Regions from separate parts of the Homo sapiens genome. Here region 2 is linked to region 1. A link is a loop called in an ENCODE intact Hi-C map of the cell type or tissue named here. Cell type or tissue: GM12878. All regions are shown on one strand. Links, peaks and the distances in the headings refer to the core of each region. The heading gives the core; the rest is flanking DNA.

Evidence for each region. Peaks named below come from ENCODE experiments on the same cell type or tissue, not always from the same donor. Only the 100,000 strongest peaks of a DNase experiment are listed, where the experiment ranks them.
Region 2: a loop joins it to region 1, with 2.5 times the contacts of the local background. A loop is called at or near these places in 1 of 110 quality-filtered maps.

What each region holds. Positions count from the first base shown.
Region 1 is chr5:124,451,875-124,456,874 of GRCh38, forward strand. No RefSeq gene overlaps it. Among named protein-coding and RNA genes, the nearest start is that of LINC01170, 16 kb to the left of the region's middle. In GM12878, for the core only: no CTCF peak of the experiment used is centred there; DNase peaks (open chromatin) are centred at 1,511 and 1,927; H3K27ac peaks cover 294 bases.
Region 2 is chr5:124,899,903-124,904,902 of GRCh38, forward strand. No RefSeq gene overlaps it. Among named protein-coding and RNA genes, the nearest start is that of ZNF608, 160 kb to the left of the region's middle. In GM12878, for the core only: no CTCF peak of the experiment used is centred there; a DNase peak (open chromatin) is centred at 2,629; H3K4me3 peaks cover 406 bases; H3K27ac peaks cover 1,312 bases.

The DNA.
Region 1 (5,000 bases), core at 889-3,388:
GACTTCCAGTTTATGCTTTCTAACAGGCAGCAAGGACAGCACTGTTGAAATGCTGGGTTCAATAAGGACTTTGTTCAGTGTAATCCTGGGGCCAGTAAATTCAACAGCGACAGCATAAAGACATAATTTGATGCTCTTTGCTATAGAACTCCACATATCTCTGCCTGATGCCCTCGGCCACTTTATTTATTTGCTACATTCCAGAGTCTTAGTTATTAAGTTGTGCTTTACACTGTACACCCCAAACACTCCATTTGTTCATTCATTCACTCATTCGGCAATTCAACAAGCCTATCTCAAGAGCCTACAAAATGCCAGGCACTGTTCCAGGGGCTAAAGATAGAGCAGGGAACAAAGCAGACAAGGCCCAGATCTCCTGGAGTTTTCAAAAATACAGGGGATGATGAATGATAAGTATCTTCCCAAGCTAAGAAACTAGGGGCTGCACGAAGGAAACAAAACAAGGGAATCAAAGAAAAGGGTGAGTGGGGTCACATGTGGGTAAAAATGGAGAACTTAAGGGAGAGCAGAAACTCTGGTGGGGGAAAGGGGTCTCTGAAAAAGACGTGCTTGAGCTGAGGAAGAACAATGTCTCACAGAGAATCGCACAAATGACCCATGGCCCAGGGTCAGTGTGGCTGAGCAGAGTGAGTGGTGTGTGGTGAGCAGGAAGGCAGGGATAGGCCAGATCATAGAGTACTGAGGGGCCACAATGAAGGAGTCTGATACATTTGAACTGCCTGTCCAGGCAGATCCTCTCTCTATACTCTCGCGCGTGCGTGTGTGTGTGTGTACATGCATGTGCACGCACAGGAGGAGGTTTATATAGCTATCAGCACTCCCTTGTCCTTTGGCTTCTGCTTGTGTTGAGCCACTGCCCCACTTCCCCTGGTTTGCAGAGTGCAGAGGGTAGGAAGAGAATGAGGGTCGCTGTGGACAGGCTGTGACTCTCCACAGAAGGTCAAAGCTCCTGTCAGGAGCTCTTTCCACACAATTCTCTCTCTGGGCTCCTATAATTGCTCACCCGCACTGTCCTCTTCAGGCCTGGGATAATAATGGCCCTGCATTCTTAATGCCCCTTAGGGGTGCTACACCAGCCTTAGTCACTTTTTGAAAACCCTGTTCATGTTCTCCTAGAAATTTTCATCAAACACCCAGCCTGAAAGTACTCTTCCTGCCAGGACCTTGACTGATAGATTCTATTCTGAAATCACTGCACCAAGCCACTCTCTCACCTTCAGCAGTTACCTTTTGCTACCTCCTTAGTCTTGGTAAGCCACTTGCTGGAAGCTGGTTTCTGTAAGTGGCATGTAACTCCACATAACATCACCTTTGGAATTTTTAGAAGTTTCTGGGTCAATTAAATGTCATCCAGCTCCTATGGTTCCCTTTTTTTGCACAAAGCTTCCCTGAGATCAGAGCTCTCTTTAGGGTGATGCAAGTCATACCAATAAAATGATTCAGGACAGAATTTTGAAACTAAAAGGCAGTGTGGTATAGAAAGACCTCTGAATTTGTACTTTAACTGTGTGACTCTTGGCAAGTAAGTTTCCTCATCCTTAAGGTAGTAATGATAATAATGTGCAGCGATAAATTTATTTCTCAACACTGGCCTCATTGGGCCATTTTGAGGATGTAGCAGAGATTACTCCAGCATCAACTTCTTTGCTTCACTGATTCTGAGACACAGAGTATAAACAAAACCCAGGACGACTCATGTTTTTGTCACTCCTTAAAATTGTGAGGTCCCCACAAGTGTTATAATACATCGATTATTATATTAGTCATCACGAGCTGCCATAACAAAATACCAGACTGGGTGGCTTAGACCACAGAGGTTGATTTCTCACAGTGAAGGAGCCTGGGAAGTCCAGGTTTGGGGTTGCCAGCATGGTTTGTTTCCTGCTGAGGGCTCTCTGCTTGGCTTTCAGACAAGAGCCTTCTTGCTGTGTCCTCACATGGAGAGAGACAGCTCTGATCTCTCTTCCTCTTTTTATAAGGGCACCAGCCTTGTGAGATTAGGAACCCACTCTTTAACTTCATTTAGCCTTTATCATCTCATGGGTCCTATCTCCAAATATAGTCACATTGGGGGTTTCGGTTTCAACCTATGAATTTTGGGCAGATGCAAACACTCAGTTCACAACAGTCATCTAAACCAACTGCATGATAACCATTACCCAAACATTATCTATTTCTCTCAGGAACGGCAACACAGATGATTTGGAATTCCACTAGATTAAAAGCTCTTTTCCTCTACAACATATAATGATGCATGCTGAAGATTATGATTAAAAATACTGAGTTAGGTTTAGTAATTTATATAAATAACTTACTTAGAATACACGTACAAAACTAAATCAAAGAACCACTGTCCAATTTATGCAACTACTCAGTGTCTGAAAATCTAAATTCCTAAGATTGCCACGACTTTGCTAAGATTTTAACCAAAAATCTTGACCAGCATGAGAAATATTGCCTTGTATGACTGTCATACACATTCCTGCTTTAGTAAGGAATGAAATTTTTTAACTATTAAAAAAAAAGGCAAGAAACTTGAGAATTTGAGAATGGAATACTTCACAGCAGTTTTTTAATTAACCAGATTTACATGTTTCAACAGGAATAAACCTTAAAAGCGAGTATAACCCACATAAGCAAAATTGTTTCAAAAATTAAACAAAATACAGTTGGATACTGCAACTTCCTATAAAACTAACTCACCTCTGCCTTTCTGAATAAAAATGAAATGGAATAAAACAAATCAGTCTTCGACTGCTTCCTCTGTCTGTGACCACATACCGTCGTTTAGGCTAATCTTTTACATTTTTTTCCCCGTCCCTTTCATTTCAAAAATAAAGATAATAATATTCAATATTTAGAATGTCCATCATGGAGAACTGCTGGCAGCATAAAAAGAGAATCATGTGACTTTTACAATATAAAATTCTCCATTTGAAGGATATTTGTGTATAAGGCTCTATAGTTCAGTATCAACTAACATTTATTTAATACTATGTGCCAGATATTACAGTAGGCACTTTTGTTTTCAATTTATATTTACCTTTTACAACTCATCCGATTTTGGCACACTGGCAACTGAGAATGTTGAGGGGCACACATAAAAAAATACTTTTTAGGAGATCCACAGTTATGGAGCAATCACGTAAGACTTCACCTTGAAATATCTTTATTTTATTTTATTTTTTACTGCCCTGAAAGATGGGGTTAACAATATGGCACATGTATACCTATGTAACAAACCTGCACATTGTGCTCATGTACCCTAGAACTTAAAGTGTAATAAAAAGATAAATTAATTAAAAAAAAAGATGGGATTAAGACAGCAAATAATCCAGGTAGTCAGGAGAACTTAATGAAACAGCCGTTCTGCTCTGCCTAACTTTCCCACCTTCCCTTGCTGGGGCACCACTGCCCATGGGTGGAGCTGCCAATTAAGTCAGAGCCTCAGGGTGACACACAACTACTGAGCCAACAGACATCCAACAAGTACTCTCTGTATCCAGAAACACTAACTTATCTAAGAGCAGAGAATTCACAGGAACCCTATAATCGTCAGTTAGGTAAGAAAAATAAAACCAATTTTGAAAGTTTGCTGGGGAATAACATCGATGTTTAAAAGTCACTGAAGTGGAGAATGTTCCACTACATCATTAGAAGGAAGGGGGGTGCTCCTGAAACCTAGCAAACCAAAATCTTAAATCACTCCTTAGTTTACCGCATGTTATTTGCCTCATCAAAGGTCTTTGCAATCATAAAAATTTGTTTCTTAAAACTCGAACCCCATCTTGCAAGACAGAAGATCAAAGAGCTTCCCAGAGTGTTTGGGATTGGGAAATTCTTTTTTCCATTTGTAGGTTTTGCATCAAAACAGATGCAGCAAGAAAAGCCGCATCTCAATGCCGTTGTGACTTTATGAAGGTGGACAATCCTGGTTGAGCAGAGATATTGCAGATGTCTCCCCTGTCATGGAGGATAACCTGCCTTCCCAGGTAGGTGGAGCTCAACCACAGCAGAGGGTGATATGTGGAAAGCATTATTCTGAAGGAGGAAGAACTAATTCACCCTGTCACCTTTCTTCGTTAAGGAAAGATAACAATTTGAGAACTCGTGTCTGTATCCATTTTCTATGTGAAAAGGAAGACTTTTGCAATAAAACAGGTATTTTGTCATCTTTTAACAAGATTTCCATTTTATTTTTAGAAATACGCAAAAGATAAGTGAAGACAGGAGACTTTCTAGCAGGTCCTCTTCTGTTCAGTGAGGCCAGAAAATGAGACATAAAATTATATCAGTATACACTGGTCCCTTGTAGTTAAAAAAATATACATGGTTCTTCTTGGAGTTTTTGAAAAGCAACATTAAGCAGCTCTACTATGAATATTATTTAGTATAAGACTTAGGTATGTGGAGCTTTAGATTTTCCAGAAAAAATCTACACTATTTGGAGAAGCATTTATGGTGATTGCTATATGCAACAGCTTGTTTGAATTCATTCTTTCAATTTTAGAAGCCACAGGAATGTAACAGAAATGGCCAAATCATGAATATTATTTACTTTATTCTAAATGCAACTAGACCTAGGGAGACTTTGCTAATTACTGGTAGCGTAGCGGAGCAGAAATCTGTTCATGTCTCATTCGAGCCTTGGATTAGATAAAACATTAGTTCCATGGAGCTGATCACTCTGGAGGTTTACTCATTTGCCTTGATGCAGTAAATGTTGGCACATTAGGCCTCCTGGAATATCCTGAAGCCGGCCTAATAACACATCTGCTGTGTTTATTTTTGAATGTAAATGGCACTCAAAAGTATGCTTTGAAAATTGATTTCAGCTGAAACACACTAAACATTAATAAATACAGATTTTGTTTCTGCTAACAATTACTTCACAAAATTGTTAGATGTGGTGGAAAGAACTAGTTTACAAATACAGTTTGCAGCAATTAAATCCCTTCAAGCCAAACTACTCCAAACTG
Region 2 (5,000 bases), core at 1,084-3,583, 450 kb after region 1:
GCTTACATCTGTAATCCCAGCATTTTGAAAGGCCAAAGCAGGCAGATCGCTTGAGCCCAGGAGTTTGGGACCATCCTGGACAATGTAGAGAAACTTTTTATCTACAAAATTACAAAAACTAGCGGGGCATGGTGGCACGTGTCTGTACTCCCAGCTACTCTGGAGGCTGAGGTAGGAGAATAGCTTGATCCCAGGAGGCAGAGGTTGCAGTAAACCATGATTGCACCACCACACTCCAGCCTGGGTGACATAGCAAGACTGTCTCAAAAATAGATAAATAAAAGATGTCTCAAATATATTAAATAGTGCAAAAATAAACAATACATATTTTTAGAAGTTGATACTTGCAGATATCCCTCATGCAACATATTACCAATCCACATTTTCACGTAGTTTTTTTCCTCTTCTGTGCACACAAAGATAATACTCTCAGTTGTGTGTATTTGTTTTCCAGGGCCACTGTAACAAATTAGCACCAACTGGGCAACTTAAAACAACAGAAATTTATCCTCACAGTTATGGAGGCTAGAAGAATAAAATTAAATAGTTGATAGAGTTCATTCCTTCTGGCGGCCTTGAAGGAGAATCCATCCCATGCCTCTCACCATGCTCCTCGTTTCTGGTGGCTGGGGCCATCTCTGGCATCCCTTGGCCCACCGGCACATCATACCAACCTCCGCCCTAGTCTTCACCTCAACATTTCCTTTGAGTGTGTGTCTTCTCTTCTCTTCTTTTTGAAGGGCACACATCATTTGATTTAGGATCCTGGATTATGGTGATTCCTAAATCAAATAACATTTGTCCTTAATTTAACATTTGCAAAACCCCTTTTTTTCAAATAATGCCACATTCACAGGTTCCAGGACACATAACTTTACATTCGTTTAAATGTATTTTTTATTGTGGTAAGAATACTTCACTCTTAACAGAGTTTTAAGTGCACAATATATTGTTAACTATGGGCATAATGTGCAACAGATCTCTAGAATTCATTCATTTTGTACAACTGAAACTTTATGCCCACTGAAAAGCTGCTTCCCATTTCCCCATCCCCTCCAGGGACATAACTTTTGGAGGGCACCTTTCAACCCACTACAGTACAGTTTAATCAATTTGTGTTGTTTGTCGTGGAATAATGATGATGGATTTTATTTGATTGTTGATACTCTTAAAATGAATGGCTTGGTTAGGACTGTGGTCATTGGCTGGGCAAATTTTGCTCTTTTTGGCATTAACTTACTTTCATGGAATCTATACCTTGGTTGTATTAATTGACTATCCCATGAGATGAGTACTTTGAGTAGATAGGCAAGTTCTCTAGGAAAAATATTACTCATACAGCCTAAGAATGTTAATTTTGGCTCTCCCTCACTGGCAAGGTAACAAGTCAACATCTTTACAGTAACCAGAGTGTGGGACCATTTATAAAGTACACAGATTCTCATAGTGGGAAGGTGAAATTACTTGTAGAGAAAAATACAAAAACATAATTTTTTCCACACACTCATTTGCATTTATAGCAAGGGAAGATTTTCCCCCATCCCTTACCCCCACCACACCACATCAACACACATACACAGACACACATACTTTGACTAAATATCCAAAGTGATTTTTAGCAACTTACAATGTATAGATTTAGTAAACAACAATTACAAACAATGAATTTATTTCCTTCATTTCTTTTTAGTACATTCCAGACTTTGTTTTTAATCTTTAATTATTGCTCCCTTAAGAAAAGTGATCCCACATTTCATTTACATATTGTGCCATTTCTCAGTAAATATAAGGGAATCTTGCCGTACAAGTCTATTGCTTTTCTTTTCATTGGTCTTTCTTAAACCAAGCAACATGAATTCTAATTATTTTATCCACTAAGAAATGAGAAATTTAAATCAATGCCTTTAAACATAGGACTACATGAGGCTTTTAGATCATTAGACGAAACTAAATGCAATACTTAAATAACTGAGTTTACAGATACTGCCAGAATTTTACTGCTACCATTTCTATTCGCTTTTGCTGTTTTTAAAAATAATAATACCAGGGTGTTTGGTGAAGTATAGATGACCCTTAGTGTACCTGAGTCAGTGTCAAATATCCAGTTTTCTCTGGAGCTTCTTGTGTGGTCACCTATAATTGCTATTCAAAGACCCACAGGACAAGCTTCCATGTCCAAAATGTACTCATTCTACAATTTGACCCTTCAAGGTGCTATAAAAACATAAATATATTTCTTTAGAGAAACTCTCTGCTGCAGCATGGTCCTTTGAAACCGTCCAATTTGCTCTGTGATTCCTGCTGAGATATGCATTACATCATGGTCTATTTTTAGCTTGTTACATTAATCAAAACCTATCCCACTTATTAAACAGCTTCCTGCAGCTCAGGCATTTGAAATGCAGAGTGCCAGCAAGCAGCTGCCAAACACCATGAAGGAAAGAGGTGGGCTAGGTTGGAGTAATGTACAAATTGAATTTCAAGTGACTGAGCAGCCTCTTTATCTCTTGGTGACACAACCAGGGGCTGTAGCGGTGTTCTTAAAGGAAATGAAACCCAGAGCCATGGTTCACTCATGGGGTGGTTACCATGGCCCTGCCCAGCAGTCTTTCCGGAACTGCTGATGAGTGTGACCTTTGCAAAAATGCACAAAGCCTTGATTTCTGCATGGTTAACCTTTACAAGCCAGAACCCCTCTGTGAAACCTACCCACACCAGAGGGAAGCTTCAGAATCAAAACAGACACATACACATTTTATGAAAGAGCAACTACAAATACACACATGCACACACATATTCTCAGAGGATGAAGACATTGAACGCATTTTCAATTATTCTCTCAACTGTGTTTTTTCAAGCATTTACATTTGTCTTCCTCTGGAGCAAGAAAGTGCCAGTACTCGGTGCAGTGTCAACCCTGTACTTAAACTCATTTGCTGCACTTCAGAATGGCCTTGATCGGAATTGGTAGTGGGAATGGAAATTACATATTTTCAGGATTTGCTAAGAGTCACCTAGACCATTTGCTCACAGTTAAATAATGACCCAGTGTGCATGGTGAGAAGGAGTGGATATTAAATTAATAGCCTCGATTTCCACCACTGATCAAACCAGGAAAACCATTTTGATTTGATAGTGTATCTCAAACGTGTTCTTTATTCCAAATGTATTGAATGTTCACTGTAAGGGTAGGAAGCTCAGAGCATTATGAAGGTGACTATAGCAATATTCTTTACCTGTTATAATGACAAATTAAACTTTTTTCCCATGGCTTCTTCCTGTTTTTAATAGCATTTTGTTTTCAAGCAAATCTAATTTTTCTCATTATTAATATATTGATTCACATAGCATTCATTATTTAAAAAGCTATTTACACAAGCTAACCTAGTCCTTTTTTAATATCTAGTTCTAGTAATATAGTAGTATATCTTTTATATACTACTCTCATATGATTTGCCTAGCAAGGCTGTGATGTAATTAGAACAGGTTGTTATTATTATTGATGAAAATACTAAAGTCCTAAGAGATTAAAGAGCATGTCAAAGGTCAACACAGCAAATCACTAGTAACCCTGGAAGGCTAACCTCTCTTTTCTGTAATTTCTCTGAATAATGAGGGATATGGCAATAGGGATATGGGGAAACCAGTGATTTCAAAAGACACTTTGATTCACCTTTATAGAGTCTCAATCTACAACTTTCTGTTTACCATACTCGCTTAAAAATCCTTGTCAAAGTGCAGGAAACCCCTGATCTGCAAATACCCAGCTTAGAAATGATCCAGCCATCCAGACATCAGCCTCCTTGCTGTCTTTTTACTGTCAACTGATCAACTGTGGGGAAATGATGTGGGCGGGAGGTGGCGGACAAACTTCAAGAGACACAGTTTAGAAGCCAGTGGAGAAAAAAGTGGGAGAGAGGGTTCACCACAGAAGAATAAAGAAAGAGCAGATAATCTCTAAATACATTCACTTTTTGATTCATTTAGTCATCCACGTGGGGTTAGGCTGTAAAGTTGCCACAAGACAGTGAAATTCACAAACCCCTTTTTAGTTCTGGTGCTTGAGGCACTGTGCTAAGTGCTGGGAATACAGATCCAAGATCTGTCTACAAATAATTCTAAGCGAAGACGGGGTGTGAAGAATTGTATGGGAAAAGTACAAGGCAAATTAGAACACCACGTTTGGAAGGTTTATTTCTGGCTGAGGCAACCAGGGAAGGTTTTGTGTCCAGTGATGGGTCCATGATGGATGAGCTGGGCTCTGTCAAACTTCTAGTATTCAGAAGTCAGGCTAATGTATTATGACCCACTTGATTGCAATTTTAGGCCCAGAAGGTTTTTGTGGGGCATTCTAGGATTCTAGTCGCTTTTATAAAATGTGGTAAATACACAAAGCAATGGACATAGTGAATAACAAATTTATACTAGTTTGTCTGTAGCCTTTTGGTATACCAGGTTTATGCTGTCACTAATTTTTACAACTATTCAACAAAATAGATGTTATAATATCATTTTATAGATGAGGAAACTGAAGCTCAGGAAGACTAAGTCACTAACCTTCACTCGTAAGTGGGAAACTAATGGAGTCATCTTCAAGCAAGCAAAGCGCCAAACAAATGATTCTCAGACAAATCATAATGTGCATAGATCACCCCACCATGCTCGTTTTTTATTTTATTTTATTTGAGACGGACTCTCGCTCTGTCACCCAGGCTGGAGTAAAGTGGCACAATCTCAGCTCACTGCAACCTCCCCCTTGCCGCCCTGGTTCAAGCAATTCTCCTGCCTCAGCCTCATGAGTAGCTCGGATTATAGGCATGCAACCACCACGCCTGGCTAATTTTTGTGTTTTTAGTAGAGACGGAGTTTTGCCATGTTGACCAGGCTGGTCTCGAACTCGTGACCTCAAGTGATCCGCCTGCCTTAGCCTCTCAAAGTGCTGGGATTACAGGCGTGAGCCACTGCAGGTGGCCAACCCTACTGGTTATTTATTTAGGTAG